Linked DNA regions of Mus musculus: all the other regions are linked to region 2. Evidence: chromatin loops called from intact Hi-C (ENCODE). Cell type or tissue: left cerebral cortex. All regions are shown on one strand.

Region 1 (5,000 bases), 540 kb before region 2:
GACTCTACTTTGACCAGTTTTTGAACTGCATTCAAGCTGCCAACCTCAGCATCTCCGATGCAGACTCTATACACTTGATTGATCTTTTTACTAAGAGAGTCTATTAGCTTTTCCTGAGCGCAAGAAAAAAAAAAGCAGAAAACGTTCCGTCACTATATGGTGGCTCACTGTCAGTAAATGCAAAATTCCATTCTACTGTTACAAGAGGAAAGCTCTTTAAGCATCATCATCATCACCGTCACCATCATCTCGTGCTGGGGAGAGGACCCAGGACCTAATACATGGTAAGCAAATGTTCTACCGCTGGGTCACACCCCACCTGCTCCCTAAATGTTTCGAAAGACAAATCACTGAGAATCAGGTAGCAAGGAGAATTTGTATTATAATTTATAGCCAGATCATTATTACAGTGACACCTTGGATTGTATTAAAATATATACAGTGTATAAATATATATATATATATATATACATATATATATACATATATATATATATATATGTAGATAGATAGATGAATAAAATTATAAGATAGTATCTTTTGGCTTGAATGTTTCTGTTGACCAGATTTCCTAAATGTTCCAAGTGCCGACAACATACACATACACATTTCAAATCACTTTGTACCACCAGTGGCTTAACGTGTGCCCCTCCCGGTTTTATTGTTGAAAACCCTATAATGCTGAATGATAGGTATGTATCCGCATATGTGCCCAGTCCCCTTCCTGAGAGGGGACCAGAGGGCAGGGACCACTGCTTATGTTACTGTGCACACCTAAAACAGTGCCTTGCACATAACTACACAATAAATGTTTGCTGAATAAACGAGTGCCTTCTTTCAGAGAAATGCATGTACAAGCAAACAGATCCCTAGGCCGACCAAACAGCCTGCTGGGAGTTTAATTTTTGAGGTCTCCGTGGGGAAGCCATTGCTTTAAGTCTAAGCTAAGGAGCACGTAGGCCGAAGCCCGCCGATCCCTGTACCTCGCCACTTCGATGTTTTACTTGATTCTGCAGTCTCTTGAGCTGGTAGATAATGTATTTCGGGAGATGAAAGGGATCCTTTTTCGCCACGGGCTGGCTGATACTCCTCAAGAGGAACTCAATAAACTTCTCAGCAAAGTAAATCGCTTTCCATGTAGGCTCCTGCCTCAGGATTGCCTGCTTCTGCTCAAGAAGATGAGAATCACCATAAAGACAAGAAAAACACACCCAAGGCTGATGTGACTCCCTCCACTGGGGAGACCCATCTGGAACCATAAGGGCCTCACAGCCGCCATGCCATCGCTTAACGCCAAACAAGGTCTGCCACTTCCGGCAGCTTGTTGTTCCCACCTCTCGCTTTAACGGATGTTCCAAAGATCCTGTTTATCACAAAGCTCCTAGTTTCTCACTTTCTAAAAACTTACTTTATTTTCACTTATATTAAAAGAACAGTCCTTAAAAAAAAAAAAAACCCTAGAGAAATATAAAATAACACAAAAGAAAACCATAAATGTGCCATGACGTCCCCTCTAGCATAGCACTTACTTTGTTTTCTATTTAGAGAACTCCACATTTCTTAGAGATAGCTAAAGGACAGACAAATATAAAAAAGAGAAAATAGTGGAAGTACCCCACCCAACGGGGCGACACACTGCATATTAAAGAGAAGAAGAGTAATCAGGATCTTAGTAGAAGATGTGGCTCATGTCTATAATCCTAGCACACGGGCTGGGAGAGTGATTGCCACAAGTGTGGGACAACATGGGCTAGGCCAGCAGGGTTAAATTTGTTTTTGAAAGAAGAAAAACCTATCTTGCCCTAATGTACATGGGAATTTCAAGAAGTTAATGCTTGTTTAAGTAAAACTGATAGGAGCATGTTCTTTTTGATGGAAAGATACTTGAACGCAGAGTTAGGCATGGACAGATGGAGACTTTATATGGTGTCTTTTTCTTTTTTTCTTTTTTTTTTTTTTTTGTCTTTTAAGATCCCTCATCAAACAGGAGAGGGAACTACAAGGCGAAAATGGATTAAGAACTAATAGAAGGAAATGAAAGATGGCTTATTATGAAAATGAGATTGAGTTCCTGGTCTAAGACAGCAAAGGAAAAAAAGGGTTCCAGAATAAGGCCAACTAGAGACAAGAGAGATGTGCAAATGGGTCCTTTAAATTGCCACTAGAGGGCGGGCTTGGACCAGAGCTACTCAAGTTGGAGGCCCTGGCAGCAGGCCAGGTTCCCCAGGGCCAGTGTTCCCCAGGGCCAGTAGGCAGGAAGATGGATCCAAGACTGGGGGTACCAGGACAACTTAGGTGTACGTCCACAGTGAACAGGACCTGATGGACCAGAGCAGTGTTTCAAACTGGAGGCTTGTCTGGATGTCCGTGTGTCATCCGTGTTGATCTTTCCATTACGATTCAAAACAGTAGCAAAATTACAGTTCTGAAGTAGCAATGGAAATAACGTCATGGTTGGGGCTCACATCACGAGGAACTGCATCAAAGGCTCGCAGCGTTAGGAAGGCTGAGAAACCGCTGCTTCAGTGCTGGCCTAGTGTGCGTGTGAGGCAGCCCAGAACTGCGTGAGACTGGGTGGTGGTCTGTGCTGGTAATCCCAGTCTCAAACAGGAGGTGCAGGAGGAGAACTCCAAGGTCATCCTCAGCTACATAGTGAGCATGAAGCCAGCTTTGGATAATGAGATTGTGCCTAACAACAGCAACCCTCAAAACAAAACACTTCTAAGTTTTCCATTTCTCTCTCCCTCCATATCACTTCATACTCTTGGAAGACTGTAAGTTATTAACACCATGTTCCAGAGTGTGCCTGCAAATTGTACACATTTATACTTGTGATTGTTCGTTGATCGAAGTCTTGAGGAACTTTTGAATCAAGTCTCTGTTCTCTGCGCATTGAGCCCTGGGCCTTTCACAAACTAGATTCTCCCTTCTCATGGTTGACTCAATGTTTAAAAGTATTGAGCATGACATTTGCGCCCCCTTAGCTGCCCTAAAGCTGAGATTAAAGTGGTTTGGTTGTGGCGTGCCGTACCATTAGCTAGCAAAGATAATTTATCTTTTATTTGACAGGGTGGTCAGCTTCACAGTTATTTAAGAGTTGGATAGAAACAATACAAGTGTCCATCAGATGAATGTCAACCAATACAGTAAACAAAGTACTGTTTAGGATGGAATATCATTCAACAAAATTCTGATACACGCCACGGCATGGATGAACCCAGAGAACCTTATGCTTTGTGACACAAGCTAGACATTACAAGACACATCCTGCTCAGATTCACGTATATGAGCTATGGAGAAGAGTCGAAGTCAGAGACAAAGAAGCAGAGGCTGAGCAGTGAAGGGACCAGGAACTTGTGTTAAATGCATATGCAGTTCTTCTTGTACAAGATCAAAAGCATTCTAGAGATTGGTTGCAAAACAACGTGAACGTATTTACCACCACCAAACTGTACGTTCAAAAAAAATGGTTACAATGTCCAACTTTATGCTTCAGTGGTGGCAGAAAAGTTCTGGAAATAGACCGTGGCGACAGTTATGCTACGTGAAGGTACTTGTGCCATTGAATTGCACACTCGAGATGGTTAGGTGGCAGAGTTTTGGTAGAAGTGTATCCCTGATGAAAAGAAATGGTTGATTAAAAACAAAAACGAAGAACTGGACGGTTACAATCAACACATTTCCTGCCACAGCTTTTGCTTTTAGTAACCCTGCCTGTCTGCATGTAGGGGAGGATGGTCATCTGTTTCCTAAAGTAGCCTGTTCCTCAAATCTACTTCTGCCTAAAAGTCAAGATCACAGCCATACATGTGATGTTAGCCCAATGCGGCGTCTTTGGATTCAAATTCCATGAGGCTTTCCCAAGAAACCAGTGGTTGTTAGAGTTTGTGGATCTGTAAACTAACCTGATCATTCATTCAACAAACATTTATTGAGCATCGACACTTAAGGGAGCTCTGGACTGAGTTCACTAACAAGAAGTTAGGATGGTCCTTGTGTGGAGGGCTCTGCATGCAGCTGGGAGAGGTGAACCTATCAGTAAAATAAAGGTGTGAGGATGTGTCATGGGTGCTGGGAGACAAGCCAATCTATTTAAGCCCAAAGAAGTTGACACATATTCTAGGCTCTGTGCTTGGGCCAATTTTCCATGCAGTATTAAGTGTGTAGGTTCATGACATGTTCTGTCATTGAGTGGTCACATGAATTTGCCATCAAAACGAATAAACTATATCACACACAACATAGCAACAAAGAAGGGCCATTTGAAATAACTAGAACAACATTTCACGTGAACCCCCTGGACGATTCTTCCATATTGACAAAATAATTCCACGCACTGGTTTTCCACACCCCGTCAACAATTTATGGATTGCCCTAACTCTCCCCGTGTGTCAAGTGCTCAGCACCCAGGGAGGCCAGATCATTACCGGGAGACAAAATAAAGTTACCACAGGCCAAGAAGGTACCTGAGCATCGGAATTGAATTCTCCAAAACTGAAGAGCCTGGACCTCAGCTCCAGCTCTGCTGCCTTCTCCTCCTCTCGTTCACAGTTCATCCTGAGCATATGTTTGTGCTCCAGCAGGAAGGAGATGTTGTTGTTTCTATTGCAAAAGAAGGAGGGGACCCTCGTCTGTAACTCAAAGTTGAGGGACTCAGCCCTCTTGCTGGCCACATGTCAGCACCTGGCACCCAGCAACCACAAAGGGGTCAGCGTGTGATGACATGGCCAAAGTGCATGTGTGTGCATTTGTCATGCGAGTGAGAAAGGTGGGGGGGGAGGGGAGGGGGGAGAGAGAGGAAGAGTGAGAGGGAGGGAGAGAGGGGAAGAGGGAGAGAGAGAGAAAGAGGGAGAGAGGGGAATGGGGCAAGAAGGAGAGGGAGGAAGGGAGAAAGAAGGAGAAGGAGGGAGAAAGGGAGAAGGGGGAGTGAGGAGAAGGAGGGAGAGGAGGGCCTGTGCTCACCACGCACGCACACAGGTCACAAGAACAACCTCAGGTAT
Region 2 (5,000 bases):
GACTGACTAACTCTAACTGGCCAGGCAACCCAGGGCTGTTCCTGTCTGTTTCCTTGATAACAGGTGTATGCTGCCATGCCTGGCCTTTCACATGGATAAACATTTGTATCTTTTCTGACAGAAGTTCTTAATTTTACTTTCATTTTGTGCATCTGAGTCTTTTGCCTTCCTTTATGTATGTGTATCGCCTTGTGTGCTTGGTGCCGGTGGAGGCCAGAAGAGGGTATCTGATCCCCTGGAACTAGAATGACGGATGACCTTAACTTTTGGTTCTTTGTGGGGTCTGAAAATCAAGCTTGGGTTCTCAGGAAGAGCAGCCAGTACTTGTAACTTCTGAGCAGCTTCCAGACATTCTTAAATTTTAATGTCATCCAGGTTGCCAATACATCCCACTATTTCCGTTCTCTAGGCACTGGATTCTTGCTTCATGCTTCTGAGGTCCTCTTGCTTCTGAGAGAACACTCCTACTTGAGTCCTCATTCACTCTGATCTACTTTTCTGCTTCCTGTGGTAAAGGATGCTTGCATTGTGGGTTTTCTTTGAAAATACTTGCGTATTGAATTTTCTTTCCACATGAACTTGAACTTACCTTCTATGGCCTTGCAGCAGCCAGCAGATCGGGCTCTAAGGTCTGCCTAGGAGACATGGGAAGCCAGGTGTTTGCTTGTGTAAGTTTTTTTTTAAAAGATTTATTTATTATATGTAAGCACACCCCAGAAGAGGGTGTCAGATCCCATTTCAGATGGTTGTAAGCTACCATGTGGCGAGACTATGCGCTCACTTGGTGGGTGACAAAATGCAGACAGAAAAAAACAAAATGCAAATGAGTGGTCTGGAAACTCACTCACGTTGAAGAGCCCTCTCAGAAGTCCTAAGAAAGGAACAAAAACGAGGGACTTGGTGTTGAATGTTAAAACGTTGACATTCATTTAGTTATGTATCTTAGTGAAAGAGGTAGACACAGAGAGGAAAGGGAAACATAACAGGAAATGGTATTTTGGTTGGTTGTTTAGTTGGTTGGTTGGGTTGGTTGGTTTGTTGGGTTGGTTGGTTGGTTGGTTGGTTTGGTGTGGTTTTGAGCTCAAAATGCCTCCTGCTTCACTGGACCCAGTGTGATGAGACATAAAAATAACAACACAGATAAGAGTATGAAGGCTATGATCTATAAAGACAATGAGATGTAACGAACATTGAACTTACACACAGAGCCATAGGTCCCTTCATGTGTACTCTTTGGTTGGTGGTTTAGTCTCTGGGAGCTCGGTGTGTGTGTGTGTGTGTGTGTGTGTGTGTGTGTGTGTGTGTGTGTGTGTGTGGCTGGTTGGTTAATATTGTTGTTGTTCTTATGGGGCTGCAAGCTCCTTCATTCCCTTTACTCCTCCACTGGGGTTCCCACGCTCAGTTTGATGGTTGGCTTCGAACATCCACACCTGTATTTGTCAGGCTCTAGCAGAGCCTCTCAGGGGACAGCTAAATCAGGTTCCTGCCAGCAAGCACTTCTTGGCATCAGCAATAGTGTCTGGGTTTGGTGTTTGCATATGGGATGGATCCCCAGGTGGGGCAGTCTCTGGATGGACTTTCCTTCAGTCTCTGTGGGAGGAGACAGGGGAGATGTACAGAGGATCAGGAAATTGAACAGTTGTGTAGCTGTGGGGGATGGGGAACTGGGGGTAGCCACCAGAAAGTCTCAGATGCCAGGAAAGCAAGAGGCTCCCAGGACCCAACGGGGATGATGACATTAGCTGAAATACCCAACAAAGGGGAGAGAGAACCTGTAGAGACTATATTCAGAGATTAGGCACAGCCCCCCAGTTGAGGTATGGGGCCACCCACCCTTCTCAAAAACATTAACCCAAAGAGTGGAGTTTATATAAGTTTATATCACACGTGTGTGTGTGTGTGTGTGTGTGTGTGTGTGTGTGTGTATGTGTGTGTGTGTGTGTGTGTGTCTGTCCTCCTGAAGGCAGTGAGTCTCTGATCCCATACTTTGGCCCCATGTCTTCATAAAGAAAGGTTCTGAGAGAAATTGGGGGGAGGGGATCAGAATATTTTATTTCCAATTTAAAAAAAAAAAAACGAACAAACCTGTCAAGTGAGAATTCTTTTGATCTCATTCACTCAGATTCTAAAACTTAACCTCATTGGCAAGTACCCTGTTTTCATTTAAATGGGAGGAGAACGTCCCCACGTCTTCATGCCTTTCCGTCAAGTTCTTCTAAGCAGTCCCTTTATCCTGGATCCTCTCTCATTTTCTTTCTGGATGTCACCGAGATGGTCAGACATGCCATGGGAGTTGCCTATGTGTACTGCTCCCAAGTCTTTCCTTCTACTATCATATACACAAGGCAGCCTCTGTTCTTACTACCCTACTGAAAAACCCCATCTCCTTTCTGCTCAGAGAATCTCACTCAGTGCTTCCCCCCACACTCTTCCGTAGGGTCTGTAGTACCTGCTACTGATGACTCCTCTTTACACTGAAAGCTCTCCTTGGCAGCCTTTTCTCCTTCTGCCTTCCCGTGTTAGATGATGCTTCTTAGCTCATAGCTGATCCTGCTGTCTGCTGTGAATATAGCTACTGGGATTATGTGAATCACTAGCTGGACACGTTCCTTGTTCCTAACATCGAGCTTCCGATGCAGCTAATTCACTCTTGGCCAGTTTCTTACAGTCCTTACTCCTTTATCTAAAAAGAAAAAAAAAAGATTTATTTTTGTTTTATGTGTATGGGTGTTTTGCCTGAATGCATGTATGTGCACCATATATGTGCCTGGTGTCTTGTGCCCTGGTGTCTACGGAGGCCAGAAGAAGCCATCGGATTCCCTGGAACTTGAATTGCAGACAGTTGTAAGCTGCCACGCGGGTGCTGGCAACCAAACCTGGGTTCTCTGCAGGAACAGCAAATGTTCTTAACTTCTGACCATCTCTGTAGCATGCCATGGTTGTTCTTCTGAGTGACCTCAGGGAAAGTCCTCCCTCAGACCTACCCTTTGATAACCCTTCTTATTTGTCTCCACAGCACTGTATTTATTTATTATATATAAGTACACTGTAGCTGTCTTCAGACATACCAGAAGAGGGCATCAGATCTCATTACATATGGTTGTGAGCCACCATGTGGTTGCTGGGATTTGAACTCAGGACCTTTGGAAGAGCAGTCAGTGCACTTAACCGCTGAGCCACCTCTCCAGCCCTCACTTAGGTTTCTTATGTGTCCCACCAGCCTACAACCTCAGTGACAGTGAGGCTGGGGACAGCACCCTTTTCTGTCTCCTCTTCCTAGCATCTGACAGTGTCTGACATCGAATATCTAATGCATGTCTCCTCAAATGAGCGGCATCCAAACATTCCTCTCTCCTTTTCTAGTTTCAAATGTTCGTTCAAATGGAAAGCTTGATTTCCCCCAAACGAGTCTCCTGGAGCATGTAGTAGAGAAGCGGAATGCTCTTTCCGTGGGTGCTTCTGTGAGGTTTGCCAAGCTGGCTTTTACTTACGAAGAATGGGGATTATTTGAATCCCTAGCTGGACAGCTTATTCACTTTCTCCAGGTAACACATGCAAAGCTCTTTGCTAGTGTCTCCGTTTTGTTAAAACAACGTTAACTGGCTATTTAACCGGTGGGATATGCTTTTCGCAGAAGCAGGACAACCCCCAGTCAAAGAAAGCAGAGAAGGATTTAATTCTTCTGCTTGCAGTCGAACCATTGATCAATGTGAAGAGAAACAGAGGTTTGATCTTTCCTTTGGAAACCGATAAGGAGACACAGTCCATTGAAAATTATCTAAAACACATAGCTTGTCATGGTGAGTAGCTGGAGTCTTAAAAAAAATGGCCTTATGTGAGAAAACATAGTCTTTTCTGGTGAGGTGACACAAGACATGTCCAATGCAGAAGGGCTAGTGAGTGCATCTGATGACTGACTGGCAAGGCTGACCAACTGACTGGGGCAGTAGGGGGAGTGGTGGAGTCTAGAACATGGCAGGTCAGAAATAGCTGGGTGTCAGGTGATGTGGTCTCTAGACCTTGTGAGAACAACCATGCGTTTCTGGAAATGCTTTCGACATAAGAGAGAGGTCCCGCGTAAGCATTACAGTTCAGTGTGAGGTCAGCAGGGCAAAGGGCAAAAGGCAAAGGAGGATGGGACAAAGGCGGAATGAACTAAGAGCAAGTTTGGCTCTGCCCCTTCTCACTAGCAGGCGGCACTTTCCATTCTAGGACTTCAAGGGTGTCAGCATCAGTGTATGCACACTCGAACGTCTAGTCTGCTTTTAGATCAGTGAGAAGTATTTCATTCTGGGTTTCTATATTTTCCCCGGTCCTTTAGGCAGCACCTGGCCTCCTTATTGCAGCAAATCATTTGTACCCATAGTGACAGACTTTCTTCTTCCACTGGGACCCAAATAAACAAATGCCTCTATTCATTTTTCCACTCATCACATTTCTGATCATTTGAATATTGTCAGTGCCTCCCATTTCTCCTTGGACACAGCTGATGTATGCATTGTGAACTGATCATAAAAACGCCAGTCCATTTTAACTGACTTACCGGGATACATTTTGACATGAACACATTTTTAAATAGTGTACAGACAGGATAAATGTGGCCACGGTAAACAGAGCCAACATCATTTGTGGTATTTTTGTGAGGTTTCTGTCCTCTGTCCCTGGTGCTTCTCGGTTGATAGCCCCACCCTCATTTTCTTTGCTTTTCATGTGCAGAGTCTTGTATGAGGACCACATTCACGGAAGACACTTTTAGCTTGGCAGCAATTCTTCATTTCTGTGTCTGTGTCCCTACCCAGGTAAAGTAGCTCTTTAAGATAAGTTGTAACAATGTCCAAGGAAATATAGACTGGCCTCCCTCAAGGCCAGGTTCAAAACACTGCAGGACCAGGATCCGCTCCTAAGGTTATTAATCATTCGCTCATTAGAATGCATCGCTGTGTTGTCTGACGTCTTGAAATGTTCAGTTTCCTCTTATGGGCATCACTGTGGGGGCCACT
Region 3 (5,000 bases), 430 kb before region 2:
GTCGCTCTCTCTTGCCTGTACAGCACCACACCCTACTGTACGGACCTCCATGCGGACAGACCTGTGGGAAACTCGAATTCATGCTTGTGGCACGGGAAGAGGTTAACATCAGTAACTAGTAATGAAGCAGAATCATCAGGACACTGTGTGATAGAAGCAACTCGACTGGTCTCTCCCCAAATCCTCTGCTAAGCCGCTCCGGTTCTCAGGGGCCCCGCTGAGTCACACATGGCTTATGTTCCAGGAGTGCTTGTTTTATTTACTGAAGGGCACAGGGTGCAACCCAACAACGACACTGGCAATCTAGATATTCCAAAGTGAAGCCACGAGGTGCAAAGGTGAGGGGGAAAACCCTATGCTGAGGTGGCTAAGACCCACAGGAAGGAGGAAGCTGATGTAGGTGACGTCACATCCATGAAAACTTGAAGAAAGAAGAGAGAATTACAGCGACTTCTGGGAACTTCAATGGAGGAAGTGGACCCACCAATAAGAGTCTACAGGATCCCTGATTTTATTAAAGTCATTCCATGTATATGTGTGTGTGTGACTGACAGTCATCTACCCCTAGAATAAGATCTGGAGCCAGTGACATCAAAGTGCTAATGAGGTGACTCTGGGGCTGGCGAGGGCTGGGAGGCCGCTCATTTGTCACTCATAAACTTCTGGATTGCAGGAAGTTTGTCTATGGATATACGCTATTACCCTAACTCTTTAACTATAATGGGATTTAAAAAAAAGTCAAGCCCCCATTATCTAGATTAAGGGGTTGTGTAGAGTTTTGTGGATGAAGGCAACATCTGACAGCAATAGACGTCTCTAGCAGAATGAACCAGAAATGTAAAAAGACTAGAAAGAGTTAACAAGTCATCTCTACTCTTCATATCACCCTCCCAGAGATTAAAAACAAACGAAAGCCAACCGGCGGACAATGGCAGCTACTTACCTGGTCCCCCAAGAAGCTGTTCAAGGTAGAAGAGTAGCGCAAAGCCCTTCTCATAGGGGATGGAGGAATAGGCTACATCGGGGTCTACGTCCTTCAGATCAACCACGAGCTTGGTGAAGGGGTGGGACTCCCCAAATGTTTTTATCTGCAACCCAATAAAGTGAGATGAGTACCCTCATAGGAAGAGGACTGTTACTGCGCCAGCAAGCTGTTGGGGAGGCTCTGTTTCACTCAGGCTTCTAAACCTTCAACGTACAGACTGGAAACAGTATGCTGCTATCACTCCTGGAGTCTAACTACATGTATGTCTCAGATATTCCTTGCTAATAACAGGCTTTACTTTGACAAAAGAACTAGAAAGATGATTTAATGTCTGAGCGACACATTTAGAGTTGGGGAGAGTGTGTTTAAAAATTCACAAGTAGGGGTTGGAGAGATGGCTCGGCGGTTAAGAGCACTGACTGCTCTTCCAAAGGTCCTGAGTTCAAATCCCAGCAACCACATGGTGACTCACAACCATCTGTATTGAGATCTGACACCCTTTTCAGATGCGTATGAAGACAGCTACAGTGTACTTAGATATAAGTAATAAATAAATCTGCCTGGCAGTGGTGGTGCAGAGAAACCCTGTCTCCAAAAAAAACAAAATAAATAAATACATTTTTGAAAAAAAAAAATCACAAGTATTAGGGCCAGGCAGTGGTGGTGCACACCTTCAACTGTAGCACTCGGGAGGCAGAGGCAAGCAGGCAGAGATCTCAGTGAGTTCAAGGCCTGCCTGGTCTACAGAGTGAGTTCCAAGATAGCTAGGGCTGTTACACAGATCACTCTGTCTCAAACAAACAAACAAACAAACAAATCACAAGTATTCACATAAATTTCTATGCAATAGTCATCTATGTTAGCAGTAAAGAACGTATGTGTTTCTTGGCTCCCAGTTTAGAACAGGGCTATGCATGGCACCTGCTACATCCTCTACACCTATGACTACCCTGTTGTTAAAAAGATAGTTTATTAACCCAGTTTGGTAATGACTATGCAAGGCTGGGTGACTCTTGTAGAAGCCCACCCTACTTACCGTATTCTGTAGCTCTCCCCATCCTCCCAAAGCATGGAAATGTCTGAACTTTTCCCCAAACAACCGTCCACAAATGTGGCGCTCTAAGTAGACAGTATGTCCTTCGTTTAACCTGAAAGGGAACAAAACAAAAAAAAACAACAACAAAATGGGTACTGTCCCAGCAGATAGAACACAGCATCTTAGCCAAGCGGATCTTTTCTTTTGTGTCTTCCCCCGGGAGGAGAGCCCTTATAGATAGCATGGCCTCTACATCCCAGCCCATGCTGCCTAGAGAGGCCCAGGCAGTCAACTAAGACGATAGCAAGCCCAGACCAGCAGGTGGCAGCAGAGAAAAGGAAGCGGCAATCTTGCTATTGCCAAGTCTGTGTTAAAATGCGGCAATGTCAGAGAGTTAGCGGCAGGAATAAACTGCACACCTAGACTGTATGGACCTCTGTGACAGGTGCGGCAGGGTCTTTTGAAACTCCGTGGATCATAGAGACCGTAGGGGAGAGAAACAAGAAGTACAGAGGAGACAGCGGTGGCGGTGGGTGGAAAGCAGAAGGATCAACAAGAGCAACCAATAAAACAAAAGAAAACAAAACAACCCATCATACCAAAAGTGATCCCACGTCTTGTTAGTCACTAGGTTTCCTGTCCAGCTATGAGATATTTCATGTGCAATAACCTGAGAGGACAGTGTTAAGGGATTAGTGGTCACACCGGATACCTCATCCTGAAGCAAGTCCTTATTTAAATACTTCAATGTCACATGACTTGATGTTTTTAAAAACGTATTAAAAAATTACTTACTTCGGGAGGAAAATGCAATTTAACCAAGACCAAAAAGGTATAGAACATGCTAATGGATTAGAAACAACTACCACAAAGAAAAAAAAAAAAAAGACATGGAAAGTATTAAATTCAATGAGCATGTAAGCCGATTAAAATGTTTCATACACAGGAAATAACAATACTTGTTTCTGTGATTATGTATCATATATATTTGGCTAAATTTTTCTTTACTCTACTAAACCTAATTGCTGAAGTAGCAAGAGGATAACCCCAGTTTTCTTTTACAATAATAACTTCTAAACAACACAGTGGGTATTTTAACAACTTCTTGAGTGTTAAGATTGTAAGAAGAAATTTTTACTTACGTTGGAGAGTGACTTGTCACCTGCCTACAAAAAAGAAAACATCTTAGAATTTCCATCATCAGATCGATCGACAGGCTGCAGCTGACGACATCTCAGACCTGGCCTGAAGGGTCACTGTATGTCTACTCTGTATGTCAACAGGTTCAACACACAGGCATTAGGAAGCAAACACTGCCTTCTTTCCTTCCCTAATCACAGAAACCTCTTTAACATCAATAGGACTAATAGGCCTAACCCCAGAGAGAGCTCTTTACTTCCATTTCATGTATCTACCCCTCTTTCCTTCTTACTGTGTGTGTGTGTGTGTGTGTGTGTGTATGCGCACGCACGCGCGTGTGTGTATGTGTGTGTATGTAGCTGTGTATGTGCATGTGTATGTGTGTGTGTATGTATAGGTGTGCATGTATATGTGTGCATGTCTGCATGTGTATGTGTGTGTGAGTGTGTGTGTATATGTATGTGTGTGCGTGTGTGTGTGTGTGTGTGTGTATAGGTGTGTGTGTATGTATAGGTGTATGTGTATGTATGTGTATATGTATGTGTGTGTGCGTGTGTATGTGTATGTGTGTGTGCATGTGTATGTGTGTGTGTGTGCGCGCGTGTGTGTATATGTATGTGTGTGTGTGCGTGTGTAGATGCACGCATGTCTGCCTTTTCTACTGAGGCAGGGTCTCTCAATCAAACCCAGAGCTCTGTGCTATGGCGAGTCTTGATAGGTAGCCTGCTCTGGGAATCTCATCTCTGCTTTCTGAGGCTGGAATTACAGGCAGGGAGCACTGAGGTGGGTTCCAGCAGGTCCTAGCTCTAGGCTACACGAGGGCTTTGGTAAGCACAACCTCCCACTCCCTCCTTTCTTTTAATTGACAATAGATTAAAGGAAAGTTTACACTGTCCAATGTGTTCTATGGCGAATTCCAATCTACTTAGGTCCTAGTTAAGTCCTTGCTGGATTCCTAGAACTCCAAGCAGCTCACTAGGTCTATAAAGCAGCAATGTGTGGTAGGCCAGTCTTCCCTTAGATGCTGGGCACTAAGTTTCTGTGCCTCATACCTGACTGCCAAGTATGAATGATGTGGATCCTTTGTCTAGATACATAATTTGTCCAAAGTGCGTTGTATGGCAGGGCTACTCTCAACATTTCAAAATACTGTAGAACATTCCCTTTCCCGATGGCCAAATAAGTCTCCTTTGAAAAAGTGAAAATTGCGATAACCACAACTAGCAATAAAATTAGAAATAAAGGCTATACAAACAAAAATATATTAAAAATATTACTAGCATCCAAAGCTCTTCCCATCTGTGTATGTGTGTGTGCATGTGCGCATGCCTGCATGTGTGTGTTTCCATGTGGAATAGCCTTAGATTCTATTATTCACATGCTGCCCTCCTTGGATTTTGAGACAGTATCTCTCATTGGCCTGGGCCAAGGAAGAAGGCTATGGTCTAGGACCTGCTGTCTCCACCTCCCTGGTCCAGGATTAGTGTATACAACCGACTTTTCACATGGGTTCTGGGAAGTCAAACTTAAGTCCTCATTAATTATGCAGCAAGCCCTTTATCAGCTGAGCTATGCCCCAGCCCTTCACCCAGGCTTATTTTGGGGACCTCCATTTCAAACGAAGAAATCTTTCTCACCAGTAGCGTAGGCGTTACGAACGTGAGACAAGGGTTCTCCATGCCACCGTACGGGAAGGATGGGGGCAGAACCAAGAGGTCGTACTGCCCCCAAACATAGGGCCCCCCCAGATCTTCTGCAATTTTAAGCATGGATTCGGTCTGGAAAAAAATGAATGCATACAAATCTCTTAATGGTCATAATAGTCATTTCTTAAAAGTG
Region 4 (5,000 bases), 510 kb before region 2:
ATGCCCATGCCTGTGTGCCTGGTGCCTGAGGAAGTCACCTCAGGTGGTGATCCACTGTTGAGGATGCTGGGACCCAACCCCTGGTCTTCTGCAAGAGTCGCAAAGGGCTCTTGACTAAGCCGTCTCTCCAGCCTCATGGCTTGCTTTCTCTATGGGAGCTGCTGACCTCAAAGTCCCATTTCTTGTGAGCCATTCTGGCCTTGTTTAGCTGCAAAGGACTTCCATGTGTAGGTGCTTCTTGACCTGTGATGCACAGGAAGTGCTTATGACATTTCTGATGACCAGGTCAATAAACCAGGCTCATTTTTGCAATGATAGAAAGGTTGTTCACCCCATCAGCTTCCTGATGCTGTATGCCTGAGTCCTGTTTTGAACCACCAAAGCTCCTCCGACCTTAGGAAGTGTCTATATCTCCATACCTCAAATAGTACAGCTAGCTAGGGCTATCGCTTTCATGTAACTCGGCTTTGACAAAGTCAACACTGTTACTTGGCATTGACTTTCTTCCTTCCCAAAGGCAGGTGAAGTAAGGATCTTCTTGGAAAAATGTCTTCTTAAGCCACTTTCTTTTTGTTCTCGAGTCTATGGCAAAGAGCTTACCTGCCACATTGTAACAGGCCCCAGAACTTAACATGAATGACACCATGTTAGAGGTACCATTCTGACCTTGAAACCCAGCACGCAGGCCAAAATGGGAACAGAGACCTAGTCCATAGTTCTAGAAAAGTCCACAAATAAAAAGTCCCTAGCTATTTTTGGCTTTTATATTTCTGTGTCTTGCTTACTGAAGTGTGCCAACCAGGATATTGTGTGTGTGGGGGGGGTGGGGGTGGGTGGGTGTGGGTGTGTGCGCGCGCGCAAGCGTGTGTTATTTTGCCTTTTACATGAAAGACAAGTGGCTGTGAGACTTGGGGCCTCATGATTTGGGCAAGTTCCCCATGTAGCCACTGTCCAGCAATAAAGACTTTCCTTTTGACTTGAAGAATGTCTGTGTTGGCCTGACAGTGGTGGCATATGTCTTGAATCTCAACAGAGGCAGAGGCAGAGGCAGGTAGATCTCTGAGTTCCAGGCTAACCTGATCTGTAGCGATTGTAACCAGGGCTACACAGATAAAACAAACAAATAAACAAGTAGTTCACGTTGTGTTCTCCGGTAGCTTATCTCACAACAGTAGAGCAGCTCTGATTCCATCTTTCTCAGCACCAGAAAATCTCCCAAACGTACAATGAATAGCATATATCCAGAGCCACACCTTAAGACCAAGAATAGGGACTGGAGAGATGGCTCAGTGGTTAAGAGCACTGGCTGCTCTTCCAGAGGACCCAGGTTCAATTCCAGCAACCACATGGCAGCTCTTAGCTGCCTATAACTCCAGTTCTAGGTTATCTGAATGTGCATAAAATTAAAAAAAATAAGTTATATATACATATATGTGTATATATACACATATATACATATGTATATATTATACGAAATACCAATGTACATAAAATAAATTATATATGTGTATATATATGTATATATATATATATATATATATATATGAATAACTAAGAGTAATGTTGACTTACTGTCTTAGGATTTCAATTGCTGTGAGGAGACACTATGACCACAACAACTCTTACAGAGGCTAATATTGAATTAGGCCCAGCTTACAGTTTCAGAGGTTTCGTCCACCGTCATCATGGCAGGAAGCATGGCAGCCTGTAGCAGACATGACACTGGAGGAGCAGAGAGTTCTCCACCTTGATTAGCAGGAAGCCAGGACGAGGCTGGATTTGTTTCACACTGGGCATAGTTTAAACGTTTAAGATGACAAAGCTCGCCCCACAGTGACAAATGTCCTCTATAAAGGCCACACCTCCTAATAGTAACACTACCTACCTCTGAGCCATTCGAACACAGGAGTCTGTAGAGGGTAAAACCTCTTCGAACCCTCACACTTACCTTCTGTCAGCCTGAGAATAAGAGTGGGATCTAGCCCCAGACGTTCATAGGAGGAGCTGCCTGCGTCAGCGAAAAAAGCTAGCTGGCCAAGGTGTGAGCGACTCTTCATTCGGGACGAAAATGTTGTCTTCTGGTAGATTTTCATGCTGTGGTTTTTCATTCTCTCCTGCCCAAGATGCGAAAAGCATGAAAGGAATTTTAATGCACCAAAGTATTATACTGTTATAACGGTGCTCAGATGTAAACAGCAAAGACCTTCGGCCTTAGGCAGTTCCGGAGCTCGCCCGGGAAGAAATGTACCCAGCATCCTTTGCTTTCTTACACAGAGACAAGGATAACCTTGCAAAGGCGGGCCTTATACAAACTATCTCAGAAACGGAGACAGGAAAATGCCTCTCTAGATTAAATCAGGGAAAATATGGAAATTTCAAAGATTGTTAGCTCACTGGAGCTGAAAACTTAATGGAAGGCAGACTTCCATAGAGAGTAGTGAAAACCCACCCTTTGGATAGCTTTCAACGTCTCAGTTTAATCTCGTGTGAAGCTTGAGGAGGCTCTCAAGGCCCAGAGAAAAGCCACCCCTGGGTGAATACACTTCATGTTTCTGGCTATTTTATTCATCCTACCAAGAGCCAGGAGAGTCCTTTAACCCATTCATTACCTTTGGGAAGAAAATCAGGCCCAGTGCTGATTTTTTTTTTAATTTTAAATTACTCTAAAAAGCATTCCCTTGCCTCTCCACGTCACCACCCCCGTTCTTTCGTCTCCTCTATCCTCAAAGCACGTGTAAACTTGTTTATCCGTAACAGCTTTGACACACTTTGGCTTATTCTTAAAGACTCCGCTCCTGCCACCACAGTGAATGCTTTGGGTCTTCTTCCTACTCTTTCTTCTCTGTCCACAGAGCAGACCTCTGCTGTCTCCTTCACACAGCTCTGGCTGTAGGATCTGCCGGTCCCAAGGTGCTATCCATGGTAAGACATACTTTTATTTTGTGCTTGGCCAGTGAGGTACAACATGCCACCTGTGCAAGCTAGACCTGAAATGTAGCAATATGAAAAACCCTAGGGGGTCGGACACAAGATGGAGAGTGAGCTGTGGAGCTAGTTGGTGATGACATGGTGTAGCGGCCTTCTCCCACTAGGTGGCGATCTCTGAAGGTCCCTGTGTACTGTCTTCCCAGAATGGCGCCAAACATAGGACAAGGCATCACCGTGTCTTAACTAGTTTAGACTTAACACGTAAAACTAGTGAGATCTATGGCTGAAAGCACTTGGCTCTAACCTCTTTGGGGATGCTGATCATAAGAAAACCTTACCTTTTTCCTGGCAGCAATTTCATTTTCTTTGAAAACGAAGAGATCTTTGAAAAAAATCTTGTAGGGTCTTTCCTTTTTGAGTACAGCATCTTTTCCTTCATCTAAAAGAAAAGGAAGAAGGAAAGAGAGGGAGGGAGGGAGGGAGGGAGGGAGGGAGGGAGGGAGAGAGGGAGAGAGGGAGAGAGGGAGAGAGAGAGAAGAGAGGGAAGGAAAGGAAGGAGGGTGTAGTTAGTTCCTTTATTGGCCAGAATTATAAAGCCCCCACCAGCTGGAGTAGAGAAATGGGATGCAGGGGTCTCTGAGAAGGTGGGTTTCAGATGGATCTTGCCCTCCAGTTGAACCTGGCAGTACAGCTCCTGGGTCTCCCCGGTAAGAGCCACATCTTCTCTGCCCACTCTCTCAGGGCCCAGCATCTCAGGGGACATGAACCAGAGATGAGGAGTCTGCGTTATTACAAGCTCACACTTGGAGATGTAGAGATGTGAAGAGGACCCTGGCCCCACCAATCAGTAGCAGAGGAGTGAGATGCTGGGGCCACTTTGGAACACGCCTGCCAGCTCCTTAGAGAGTTAAGCATAGAGTACCACACACAGTAGGTAACTGGATGCATTGAAGGCTGAGTATAATGGGCCCCTTCTAGGAAAGGGGGTGTCAGCCATGGAGGGCCATGTCTGGCCACAGGGAGGAGACTGTGGGTGATTCTTGGCCGGCCTTGTGGGTTGTAAAGATGTCAAGAAGGCAGATGATATTGTAGGCCTCATGATACAGGGAGGAGAGACAGTTAGGTGGCAGAGGCTGGGCCCTGGGCAGTGCAAGGGTGTGGGAGAAGCATGGCCAACAGGCTAGGGCTCAGCAGAGAGAGTATCAGTGGTGATTAATTTCATGTCTTAACTTGACTGGGGCTAGGGTTTGCCCAAATTAGATGTTATTTTGGGTATGTCCGTGAGGGGTTTTCCAGGCGACTTTAGCATTCAAATTGGTAGAGTTGGTAAAGAAGACCGCCCATCCCAACATGTGTGGGCATCAGCCAATCCACGGAGGGCCTGAGTAGGACAATAGGCTGGGGGAGGGGGGGGACATATGCTCCCCACTGACTCTCTCTCACATGGGTGCCTTGCTGTTTGAGCTGGGTCATTTCCTCTCAGATTGCCACCCATGCTCAACTGACTGGGGCTGATCCTGTCAGCTCCCCTGGGCTCAGGCCTTTGCACTGGGCTGGACTCTAGCACCAGCTTTTCTGAGTCTCCAGCTTGATGGTTGTCTCTGTAATCCCGTGAGTCCTTTTCTCAACAGTGCATAGCCTCTCCACTGGTTCTGTTTCCTGGATCTAAGATCACGACTTGGCCTGAAATCATCCTGTGCCCCTTACCATTGAACAACAATGGATTCCAGATAGGGACATATTCCCATCTGCCCTCTCTTCACCCCTAGCCTTCTAAAGCTAACTGCATTTAATGCATTTAAGCACCAGTTACATTTAATGGGGTGTTGTTTTGATTTGGGGGACAGAGTTTTACTATGTAACCCTTGGATGTCCTGGAATTCACCATGTAGACCAACCTGGCCTTGAACTCAGAGATTTGCCTGCCTCTGCAGGGATCAAAGGAGCACACCCCCACACATGGCCGCTAGTTGTATTCAAGATAGACCATAAACCCATGATCCTTTAATTAGCTCTGTAAAGACCCCTTTTGAAAATATGTTCTTATTTTCAGGTTCTGGGTAGACTGATCT
Region 5 (5,000 bases), 450 kb before region 2:
GCCTCACGGCCCAGCCAGCCAACAGTGAGCTTCCCATCCTGACAGGGCACCGCCAGCCATTCCCCACGCACGTGCACTGTGTACCTAGGCATGGCTCAGATGCTATAGCCCTTCTGAGCAGCAGGCCACTGTAACCAAGGGCTGGCTCCTTTCCTACAGTCCTCGACTGGGGAGAGCCTTTATCCTTTACCAGGGAGGGGAGTGTCTGCTGGGGTGTGGTTGGCAGTGAGACTGAGAGTGGACTTTCAGAACACACCCCTTCCCTTGCCTTTAGCCATTCACACTTTAAACAAATATTGATTGCGGTCTCTGGTGTTCCTTTGGCCTTTCTGGATGCTGAACTAGGTGCAGGAGACAGGGATATGGGTAGCTGAGCCCACTTTTAATGTAACCTTGTAGTTCTCTGACCCTGGAAGTCCTTCTGACCAGGGTTCCCCGTTCTCTCTCTCCCTTTCTGAGTCTGCCTTGAAAGCTGCTTATAAACACCATGTTCCCCTCTTTAGGGAATTACTCAATTGGTAAAACGCATCCTCTCGGTCAATTGTGACACCCAGAGTGTAGCAATCCCCATTCATTTATTTATTCCACAAACACGCGTTGAGCAACGCCTCCCTGCCAGTGCCCAGTGCTACCAAAGCCATTGCTCCATCAAAGAAAGCAGTTCTGAAAAGGTTGTGTTTAGACACATGAATCACCGTAGCTTGGAGGCCCTCAGCTCACTACCCTGGGGTGAGTGAGTGATCTTCCCGTTTCCTAAGCCAAAGGCAAATTCTCTAATGCCGTGATTCGCGGCATCTACCTGGGATAAATCCTGGCTGTGTGACTCGCAGTCATTTGAGTCCCCTGGGATTCAGCTTTACTCGTCTATGAAACGAATATCCCCACGGGCAGCTGGAAGGACAAAGTCAATTAGTGTGTGTCAACCCTGAGGTCCGTGCCTGCTGGATGGGGAGACTCCCAATTACTCTCACCAGGACTTGGACTTTAACACTCCACATGCCCTCAAGAGTGTGTGTGTGTGTGTGTGAATATTCCTTATCTTTGCCCCCTGGATATCCCTAGTTCAGCTAAGCTTCTTCCCTGCCCCAAACCGCTTCCCCTGCACCCCCCCCCACCTAATTTTGCCCCACCTGTGTTAAGGAACACTGATAGCCCAAGAGATTCAAAGAATTGTGTGCGCTTTAGTAGTATGTCAGTTCTGAGAAATTTGATTGAATAATCAGAAACCCTGACCTGCCTTCTACTTCATTAGAACAGTTGCTCTGTAGATAGACACCCAGATCCACATCCAGTGTCTTACCATCAGTCTATCGAAATGTATTCATCAGACAACCACACCCCGACTGTGCCCTGCAATTTGGCAACATCTCGATTTGCTATCAAGACAGAAGTTAGCTTCAGTTCAGTATTCCACCTCCAGGACATGGCCTTCCACCTTACTTAGCTCATCTCTGCCCACGGACCTGACCTCCGGTTAACCCTTTCTTCTCCTCCTGAACCCCACCGCTTAGGAAGCTATCCTAGTTGCTTATGTGGCTATGCTTAAACAGCTTCAAGGTCCTTGGGAAGCCAGAATCTATTATGTGTGTAATTTGGGATGAAACCCATACCCTGAGTCCTTACTCTGGACTGTCACCTGCTTACCCCAGCAGACTGATGTAACAAGTCCTATGACCGTGGGGGTGATGGCACCACCCTTTGACTCATGCCCCCCCCAGAGGGAACGCTCCAAGTCTTCCCTCTCTCCTCAACTTGCAGCTCATTCCCAGATACGGGCTTCATCTTTTACAACTCTGGGAAAACTGTGGCCCTCAGATGTGAACCACCTTCATTTATTCATTCATTCACCACCAAGTCCTGTCTGAATACCTGTTCAGATGTTGATGTCTGGAGATGAACAGATGCGCCAAGGCTGAGATGTCCCACTACCCCTCAGGTTGAAAGGTCACCCAAACTATCGGGTGCTCTTGCTGACATCCCAGGTAGACCCAGCTTTTGAGTGATTCCATGATATCAGTACCGGGCAATCAGTTCCTCCTAGCCATGTGAAGATTCTACACAAACCTCAAATATCATGTGGCTGACTTCTCATTTTTTTTCTCTTCACACTCTCTGGTCTCCTTTGCGTGTCAGATAACTCCAGAGCTGTTGTCTCTGTTCACCTTATGTGTAAGTCACCCTTAATCTGGGTTCGGTGGAATTCTTTGCCAGGCTATGTTAGCATGCCCATCTTTTTCACCATTTATACACTTCTGTTCTTTTAGTTCCTCGGGTGATCCTGTGCACTTGATCTGACACAGAGACAACTCAGTGCATGTGAATTAGCTGAACTTGAGCCAGTGAGAATGCATCCTTGGTCCTAGGAAAACCAGTAGCAGGGTGTGTCTCTGGCGCCCTCTAACCTTTCCAGGGAAGAAATGCAAGTGAGAGCCATGTGCTGGGAAACGGGATTATGCTGTAGCATGGATAAGTCCACCAAAGAACACAACTGGATTCAAGGATTGGACAGGAACCATCTTCGGGGTGTTCTTAATCTTTACATTTTTAGGGGGTACCCAGTGATGACACACACCCAAAGCTTATACTCTAAAACAACACTCCCCTTAGCTAGAGTTTATTTGACCAGGAGTGGGCTCAGTGGAGAACTTGGAACTGTGATTGTCGTTCTATGTGTAACCCAGGGTGAGCTGGGTTCAGAGTGCACATTAAGAGTAAGAGAAACACACGAGACAGAAGCACCGATGTCTCCGTGTTGCAGACCCTCTGTGACCCTTAAATAACATCCTTCTGCTCTGACTGCCAATGTCCCGCCCCCCCTGCCCCCCCCCCCCCACAGGTTGCACGTGGAAATGCCCCGAGCTGCAGGGTACTCTCTTAGGCCTGTCTTTTATTTGGTTCAAATTCAATCAATGGGTCTCCACATGCCGTGTGCTCTGGGGAGGTGGTGAGGCAGGCTGAATGGAGTGAGGGTACACTGGGATGCTCAGGGTGGTCACCTGATCTGTGAAGAACAGGAGACTGGGGTAAGTCCACTGGGGCAGCAGGATGGATCCAGGGCTGGGGAGCTGTGGTTTGCATATGCTCAGCCCAGGGAGTAGCACTATTAGATGTGGCCCTGTTGGAGTAGGTGTGTCACTGTGGGTGTGGGCTTTAAGACCTTCATCCTAGCTGCCTGGAAGCCAGTATTCTGCTAGCAGCCTTCAGATAAAGACAGAGAACTCTCAGCTCCTCCTGCACCATGCCTGCCTGGAGCTGCCATGTTCCTGCCTTGATGATAATGGACTGAACCTCTGAACCTGTAAGGCAGCCCCAATTAAATGTCCTTTATAAGACTACAAATATCTCATCATGGAAGCTGTAATATGTCCCAACGTATCCCATGTATTGGCTACACACCTTCACTTGCAAATGTTCATTTTGATGAGTCATTGGTTTGCTTCAAGAGCTTTGGCTTCAGTGACATCAACATGGAATTCTCACCAGGACTCTTGCTGGTTACCCTGCTGTTGTCCTGTGCCATGGAGATCCTGCAGCTTCGGAACAGCAGGACTCACCCTTTCACGCACCCCAACCATTAGCAAATGATACAGATTTTGGAATGGGACAACTCAGAGAGCCCTGGATCTGGGCCTGGATGGCTGCTGAGCTGGTCAGCCTGACAGCTCTCCCTTATCTGCATCACCAGGGCGAGCGCTTCAGCACTGCTCCAGGTAGGCCACTCAGTGCTGCCATCTACAGGAGGCTGGGGCAGCTCACCTGTGTCCACTCCACCAGGACCAGCTCTACTGTGTCAGTGACAGGGCAGGACTAGCTCTCCCATTCTCCTGATCCCAGGGTCAGCTCTCCTGGTTGCTGCAGGAGGCAATGGGAAGGGCATCATCTTCCAACCCATGCCACCTCATACCAGACAAGTGATGGGGCCGGCTATCCTGTGCTCTCACCCTTGGGGCCTGCTCACGAGCGCCCCTCAACCATGCCAGCCATACTCTGCTGCCCAGGTGAGTGAGGGGCAGGGCCAGCTCATCTGCTCTCATACCCTCGGGGCTAGCTCACTTATGCCTCTGCCATCAGGGCCAGCTCCACTGTACTGGCCAGGCTAGGTGCAGTGCTGCAGCCAGCAAGGGACAGGGCTAGCTCATTTGCTCTCATGACCCCAGGGACAGTTATCCCAACGGCCACAGGAGGTGAGGGAGGGTGGGGGAGGATATTACTCTCATATCCACATCTCATGGCAGATGAATACTCCACATTGGTTTGTAAGGGGCAGAGAATATTAGTGAAATCATGAAAAATGATTTAAAAACAAATAAACAACAACAACAAAAAACCAAAAATGACACTTTAAAATACAATGACAGCTAAAATTTTGTATTTCTTAATAGGTTCAATTTTTTTTTTTTTTAAAAAAAAGGAATTTTCTGAAATCAGCAACAATCAGTTCCTTAATCCACTTTCAGATCTCTCCCCACCAGCATCGCAGTCACGGGATGCATGCTGGCTTTATGCTCTTGGTAGGTGTGGACAGCTTGATCATGGGATTTGTCGAAGGCAGCGAGATCCCTGCAGAGCAAAGGGCAAAGGAGAGGCATCGGGAAGAGATGGAGAGAGGAGCAGAGATATCACGTCAGAGCTAAGGTTAAATTAAAGATCACAACGGAACAGCTAAGCGTCACCCATGTAAAACCAGATGGTCCTGTACCATCTCTGCATCAAATGCTGGCCCAGAGAGAGCAGATCACAGGAATTTGGAGGGAGCTACACAGAGGAGGCACAGTGAGGGGACAGCAGCGGTTACAGAGCAGTGTGGAGGGTGATTGGCTAAATACTGACCTTGCATGAGAGGGCAGACCTCTATTATTTTGTCTTTAAAAAAATAATCTTTTCAAGTTTATGCTAATCAATCATTCAAGAGTATAAACATTCTAACTTACAAAAGGAATTTCTGAAAGCTTCATCCAGTGAGAATAAAAATACCAAGTGTAGTGAAACGATTTGGCAAA
Region 6 (5,000 bases), 390 kb before region 2:
TATCTAAGCACAGATGTCAGGTTCCAAAGGAGAGGAAAGATACATTTGGTAGCAGCATAGACCACTCTCTGTGAATGCTTTGGTGCAGTGCGTAGTTCTGTTCCTTGCCGCTCATAAAAAATCTAAGGAGAAATCTAAGCTGCAAAGAACGTGGTGGAGATTCCCAATTGCTGATTTCCATTTTCTCTCCTTCCTTCCTTCCTTCCTTCCTTCCTTCCTTCCTTCCTTCCTTCCTTCCTTCCTTCCTTCCTTCCTTTCTTTCTTTTTCTCGTTCTTTCTTTTTCCCTTCCTTCCTTCCTTCCTTCCTTCCTTCCTTCCTTCCTTCCTTCCTTCCTTTCCTTCCTTCCTTCCTTCCTTTCTCTTTCTTTCTCTTTCTTTTTCCCTTCCTTCCTTCCTTCCTTCCTTCCTTCCTTCCTTCCTTTCTCTTTCTTTCTCTTTCTTTTTCCCTTCCTTTCTTTCTTTCTTCTTTCTTTCTTTCTTTCTTTCTTTCTTTCTTTCTTTCTTTCTTTCTTTCTTTCTTTCTTTCTTTCTTTCTTTCTTCCTATCATTTGGTTTTTTGAGACAGGGTTTCTCTGTGTACAACCCTGGCTATCCTAGAACCCTTTTTGTAGACCAGGCTGACCTCAGAAAACTCTCAGATACTATGAAGGAAACTAGGAAATATAGGCTGGTTTTGCACAACCACGGGCCCTATAAAAATAACGGACTTGCACTAATTAATGGAAAGACGAGCCAAGTGTGGTAGTGCATGCCTTTAATTCCAGCACTGGGGACACCGAGGCAGGCGGTACAGGATTTTCATGCAATGTGCACACATCCCTACATATAACTCCAATCATTTCTAGATATCTTACAACATCTTGCGTGGTGTAGGTGCTACTCTGTTTATGGAATGAAAGAAAAATCTCTATCTCTCAACCAACTTTTGTTGACCAATTGTGTTAATACTTAACTTAGAAAGGAACTCGAATGTGCCTGCTTGTCTGTATGCTCAGATACAGATGGCAATTCCTGGCCTCTCTGGCTGTAAGGTATGGCTTGGTGAATATAGGTTTTAGCTGTTGGGAAATAGGAAATACTAAGTCTCAAGGACAGCTCCTGTTTAATAATAACAGTAATAACAACAACAACAATAATATCCACCCACTCTTTACTTTCCCTTGGATCCACTTTTATGAACTGGGAGGTGCCATTGACAGTAGAACTCTAAACAAGCCTAAAAATGTCAGAACATCACAATGGAACCCCTCTACAGCAAGGCTGATTCACATGAAGAAAATAAATGCTTTTTTTTAACCATTTTTTTAAAAGTACTTTAAATTTTTTTGGTTTTTTGTTTTGGTTTTTTGTTTTTTGTTTTTCGAGACAGTGTTTTTCTGTGTAGCCCTGGCTGTCCTGAAACTCACTTTGTAGACTAGGCTGGCCTCAAACTCAGAAATCCACCTGCCTCTGCCTCCCAAGTGCTGGGATTAAAGGCATGCGCTACCACCGCTGGCCAAATTGTTTGTTTGTTTGTTTGTTTGTTTGTTTAATGGAGTACTTTTCTTGAGGAGATTTCTTTTCTGTGCTAGTGCACACACATGCACACCACGTGGACATGTGCACACACATGCATGAACACAGACATATGCATGTACATTCACACACTCATATACTCACACAGATGTACATTCAGGGAAGCAGGAAGGGAGAGAGGGAGGGAAGAAGGGAGAGAGGGATTGTTCTCTGTCACTCTAGAACAATGACTGATGTCTTGTGACCATGAAGGGACTATAGCTGGATCAAAGTTGACCTGTTGAATGAGACCTGAATCTTTGACTTTCAGAGCCATTATGTTGTCTAGCTTTGCATTTTATCTTACCCTAAGACCTCTTATTAACCAAGCAATAAATTTTCATATCATTTCAGGCATTTAGAGAGTCCTTCCAAGAACCTGCCTGTCTCTCTCTCTCTCTCTCTCTCTCTCTCTCTCTCTCTCTCTCTCTCTCTCTCTCTCTCTCTCTCTCTCTCTCTCTCTCTCTCCTTTCTCTCTCTCTAGTAAAGTACAACTCCTTTGTAAACATGTTCAGATTCTTACTAACTCACTTAGCTTTCCTCCCTCCTCCTCCTCTTCCTCTTTCTCCTCCTCCTCTTCTCCTTTCTCTTTCTCTTCCTCCTCTCTTTCTCCCCTTCTGCACTCTATGTTCATTGGTGCTTTGCCTGCAAGTATGTCTATGTGAGTGTATCACAAGCCCTACAAACAGGTGTGAGCCTCTATGTGGGTGCTAGGAATTGAACCCAGGTCCTCTGGGAGAGCAGTCAGTACTGAGCTATCTCTCCACCGCACACTTCTGATGCAATTCCCCCAAGACATTGGAATCTGAGGTGTCATTGCTTTCATTGATGTTAAGGGGTTTTTAGAAGGTGAGGTCTGTTGGGAAAACCTGCAGCTACTGGCCCCTGTGAGCTTCCTGCTTCAAGACTAGGCCGATCCCACTGAACTGGTGTGAAGTTGAATAGGAGGCTCAACTTTCAAGAAGTTAGACTGTAGTTAAGTTGTGTGGGGTGTCCTCTGCAGTGAAGTGGTGTGGGCCTGGAAGCACCATTTGTGTGTCAATGGCGCCCTCTAGTGTCCAAAAGGCTTCACTTGCATGACTATTTTAAGGTATGACTAGTCCTTAATACAATGCATTCTCCATGGCTTCTATGAGAGCCTCACCCTAGCCTTGCCCAGGTATGCTGCTGGGGCACTCCCTAAAGTTCCTGCTAACTGGCTTGTGAAGCCAGAAAGCTCTTTAGATGATCTTGAAATGAAAGCATGTCTACACCAGGAAGCAAGGGCAAACAAGCCCCCTTGCTTTCTTCTCCTTTTGTGCCTGTGTTCTATGGAAGGGCCAGGCAACAGTGAGCCTCCCTTTACTTCCTGCCAGCAGCTGCCTCCTACTTTTGGACTCATCTCAGATCACTCACAACAGCCAATTTACCTCCTCACTCTTCCCGAAGCATCTCTGGGAAGCAATATTAAAACCAGCGGGCCTCTCATCATCCCACTACCATGCCCTGTGACTCCAAATGTCCCCCTGAGACAGTAACTCCTTCACACATGGCTGTTTAGCCCTTCCTTGAAGGATGGATTCACACATGCTGCCACATAGGCACAGACACGCCGGCTCACATGTGCACCCATACACACACCTTCTACAACCTGGTTGAAAACAGGATGCACGGTGAGACCCTGCAGCACCCACTGTTTAGCATTATTAAGCCAGGAAAGGTGGCTCATGCCTGCAATCCCAGCATACTGGAGGCTGAGTCAGGAGTATTACCACAAATTTGAGGCCATCCTGGGCTATGTAGAGAGTCTGCGGTCAGCCTGGACTTCTGGGTATAAGTTTGTGTCCCCCCCACCCCACACACACACAAATAAAGTTAAAAATTTACAAACTAAGATGGTAGTAGCATTATACTGGTTGGCTCCTCATCTCTCCAGGACACACTCAACCTGCAGCCGGTGGACTGCATGATGCCGAGGGAAACTGTGAACATCACTCAACAAAAATACACTTAAAACATTATGAGACTCTCCCTCCCCCGCTCCCCCCTCCCCCTGATTTTTTAAAACCTCAAGTATGTATTTATCAAAAATAAACTTTTGGGGTGACATCTTCATATCAGTGTCAAAGGGTTAAACACACACTCTCCTTCAAGCCTCCCCCAACCAAGATTCCTCGTCTTTATTCAGAGCACCCCAACTCTGTCCTTGTGCGTTGGCGTTAAGGTTTGCAGCTGCTTGGTGAGGATGCATTTATTCAGAGTTCCCATGTGAGTGCTGCATCTTCAGAGATACCCAAGCAAAGTGTCCACAGGCCTCGGCAGAGTGGACAGCAGCTTTCACCTCCTGGAGCATGGATCTGCTAAGAGAGGTTTAGGATAACTGTGTGTGTGATGTGCGTGAGAGATAGATGTGTGTCTCTCCCTTCTCTGCTCCTTCCAGAGCTTCACCGCGTCCTAAAGAGACTGCGCACGGCGGAAACTAGAAGAGGAAGCTCTGTTTTTCTTGTTGTTGGAGTCAGGTGGATGCAGATCAAACCCCATCATGGACAATCCCCACCCTGGGCACCAAGCCCATAGATCATAAAATATCAGGGCTGTCACACTCGTGTGATTGACTGTGGGTGAAACACCAAGAATAGTGTCTGGCACCTTATACATGACACCTAGGACCAGATCCTACCTCTTGTATCTCCCACCATGAGGCCTGCACTATTGTCAGGGGTCTGCTCGATGAAGGATGAGACCATTCAGCTCTGAGCAGCCCGGGCAGCTCCAGCTGTCCCCGGCAGGCTGCCCTCTTGGCTTGTTCTTTTTTCAATATATCCCATGCAAAGCATCTCCATGGTTGAAGTCCAAATTTTGAACAAAGCAGGGTTAGCCTTTCAAGCTTGTTCTTAGCCCAGAAGCTGCTGGCTTTGTGATGATCCGGGTTGGCAGGAAAGACATCAGGAAGCGGAAACCAATGGGATAATAGTTGCTTTAAGCAGGGCCCTGCAGGAAGTAATGGTGGTCTCTGAAAATGTGGTTGTACCAGATTTTATACACAACAAGGAAAGTCGGTTCCTGCTGTTAAAAGAAAGCCAAAAGTTCCTTTAAGAAGAAATTGACTCCATCTGCAAGGCAGGAAATCTCAAGGCACTCGGTGGACAGGGAGAGAGATGGGCACCTCCCCACAGTGACTCATTGGTTTCTCCTGAACCCAGAAACTCAAGGCCAATTAAGAGTGGGTTTTTGACATATCTCTTACTATATCCCCCAAGAATGTGTCCTAGGAGAAACTTCACACCCTACAGCATAGCCTCTCATGCTTGCCATTGTAGACAGCCCAGTGGCCTCTGCACAGTCCCTTGCAAGTTCTGTCTGATACACAGTGTGCCCTCCTACATTAGGGGACTCTGTCACCCTCGTGACCGTCTTTCTGGAGTTCTTCGGTTGCACAGCCTTCAATGTTATGAACCAACAGGAGA

Evidence for each region. A loop is a pair of places that touch in the nucleus more often than their neighbours do. Peaks named below come from ENCODE experiments on the same cell type or tissue, not always from the same donor. Only the 100,000 strongest peaks of a DNase experiment are listed, where the experiment ranks them.
Region 1: a loop joins it to region 2, with 2.9 times the contacts of the local background. A loop is called at or near these places in 13 of 42 quality-filtered maps.
Region 3: it touches region 2 in a loop (4-fold over the local background); 16 of 42 quality-filtered maps call a loop at or near these places.
Region 4: it touches region 2 in a loop (3-fold over the local background); 12 of 42 quality-filtered maps call a loop at or near these places.
Region 5: it touches region 2 in a loop (3-fold over the local background); 15 of 42 quality-filtered maps call a loop at or near these places.
Region 6: it touches region 2 in a loop (2.7-fold over the local background); 9 of 42 quality-filtered maps call a loop at or near these places.

The regions. Positions count from the first base shown.
Region 1 is chr10:93,574,875-93,579,874 of GRCm38, reverse strand. It overlaps Ccdc38 (coiled-coil domain containing 38), which reads right to left. Exons shown (of 16, transcript NM_175488.6): 13 at 4,467-4,602; 14 at 1-113. Among named protein-coding and RNA genes, the nearest start is that of 4933408J17Rik, 12 kb to the left of the region's middle. In left cerebral cortex, a CTCF peak has its summit at 2,158 (motif pointing right); a DNase peak (open chromatin) is centred at 2,173.
Region 2 is chr10:93,037,613-93,042,612 of GRCm38, reverse strand. Cfap54 (cilia and flagella associated protein 54) reads left to right here. Exons shown (of 68, transcript NM_001347060.2): 10 at 3,364-3,545; 11 at 3,635-3,800; 12 at 4,717-4,799. Among named protein-coding and RNA genes, the nearest start is that of Gm40739, 35 kb to the left of the region's middle. In left cerebral cortex, no CTCF peak of the experiment used is centred here; DNase peaks (open chromatin) are centred at 2,535 and 4,253; H3K27ac peaks cover 649 bases.
Region 3 is chr10:93,468,987-93,473,986 of GRCm38, reverse strand. It overlaps Lta4h (leukotriene A4 hydrolase), which reads right to left. Exons shown (of 19, transcript NM_008517.2): 8 at 4,799-4,939; 9 at 3,164-3,187; 10 at 2,621-2,691; 11 at 2,022-2,133; 12 at 944-1,088. Among named protein-coding and RNA genes, the nearest start is that of Hal, 17 kb to the left of the region's middle. In left cerebral cortex, a CTCF peak has its summit at 2,339 (motif pointing right); a DNase peak (open chromatin) is centred at 2,341.
Region 4 is chr10:93,547,276-93,552,275 of GRCm38, reverse strand. Ccdc38 (coiled-coil domain containing 38) reads right to left here. Exons shown (of 16, transcript NM_175488.6): 3 at 3,267-3,367; 4 at 1,949-2,114. Among named protein-coding and RNA genes, the nearest start is that of Ccdc38, 9.1 kb to the right of the region's middle. In left cerebral cortex, a CTCF peak has its summit at 3,092 (motif pointing right); a DNase peak (open chromatin) is centred at 3,092.
Region 5 is chr10:93,484,223-93,489,222 of GRCm38, reverse strand. It overlaps Lta4h (leukotriene A4 hydrolase), which reads right to left. Exons shown (of 19, transcript NM_008517.2): 19 at 4,327-4,560. The coding sequence ends at 4,443. It overlaps Hal (histidine ammonia lyase), which reads right to left and starts at 455. Exons shown (of 20, transcript NM_010401.4): 1 at 1-455. The coding sequence starts at 92. In left cerebral cortex, CTCF peaks have their summits at 2,383 and 3,751 (motif pointing left); DNase peaks (open chromatin) are centred at 1,432, 2,370 and 3,703.
Region 6 is chr10:93,423,489-93,428,488 of GRCm38, reverse strand. No RefSeq gene overlaps it. Among named protein-coding and RNA genes, the nearest start is that of Gm40742, 5.0 kb to the left of the region's middle. In left cerebral cortex, a CTCF peak has its summit at 2,608 (motif pointing left); a DNase peak (open chromatin) is centred at 2,602.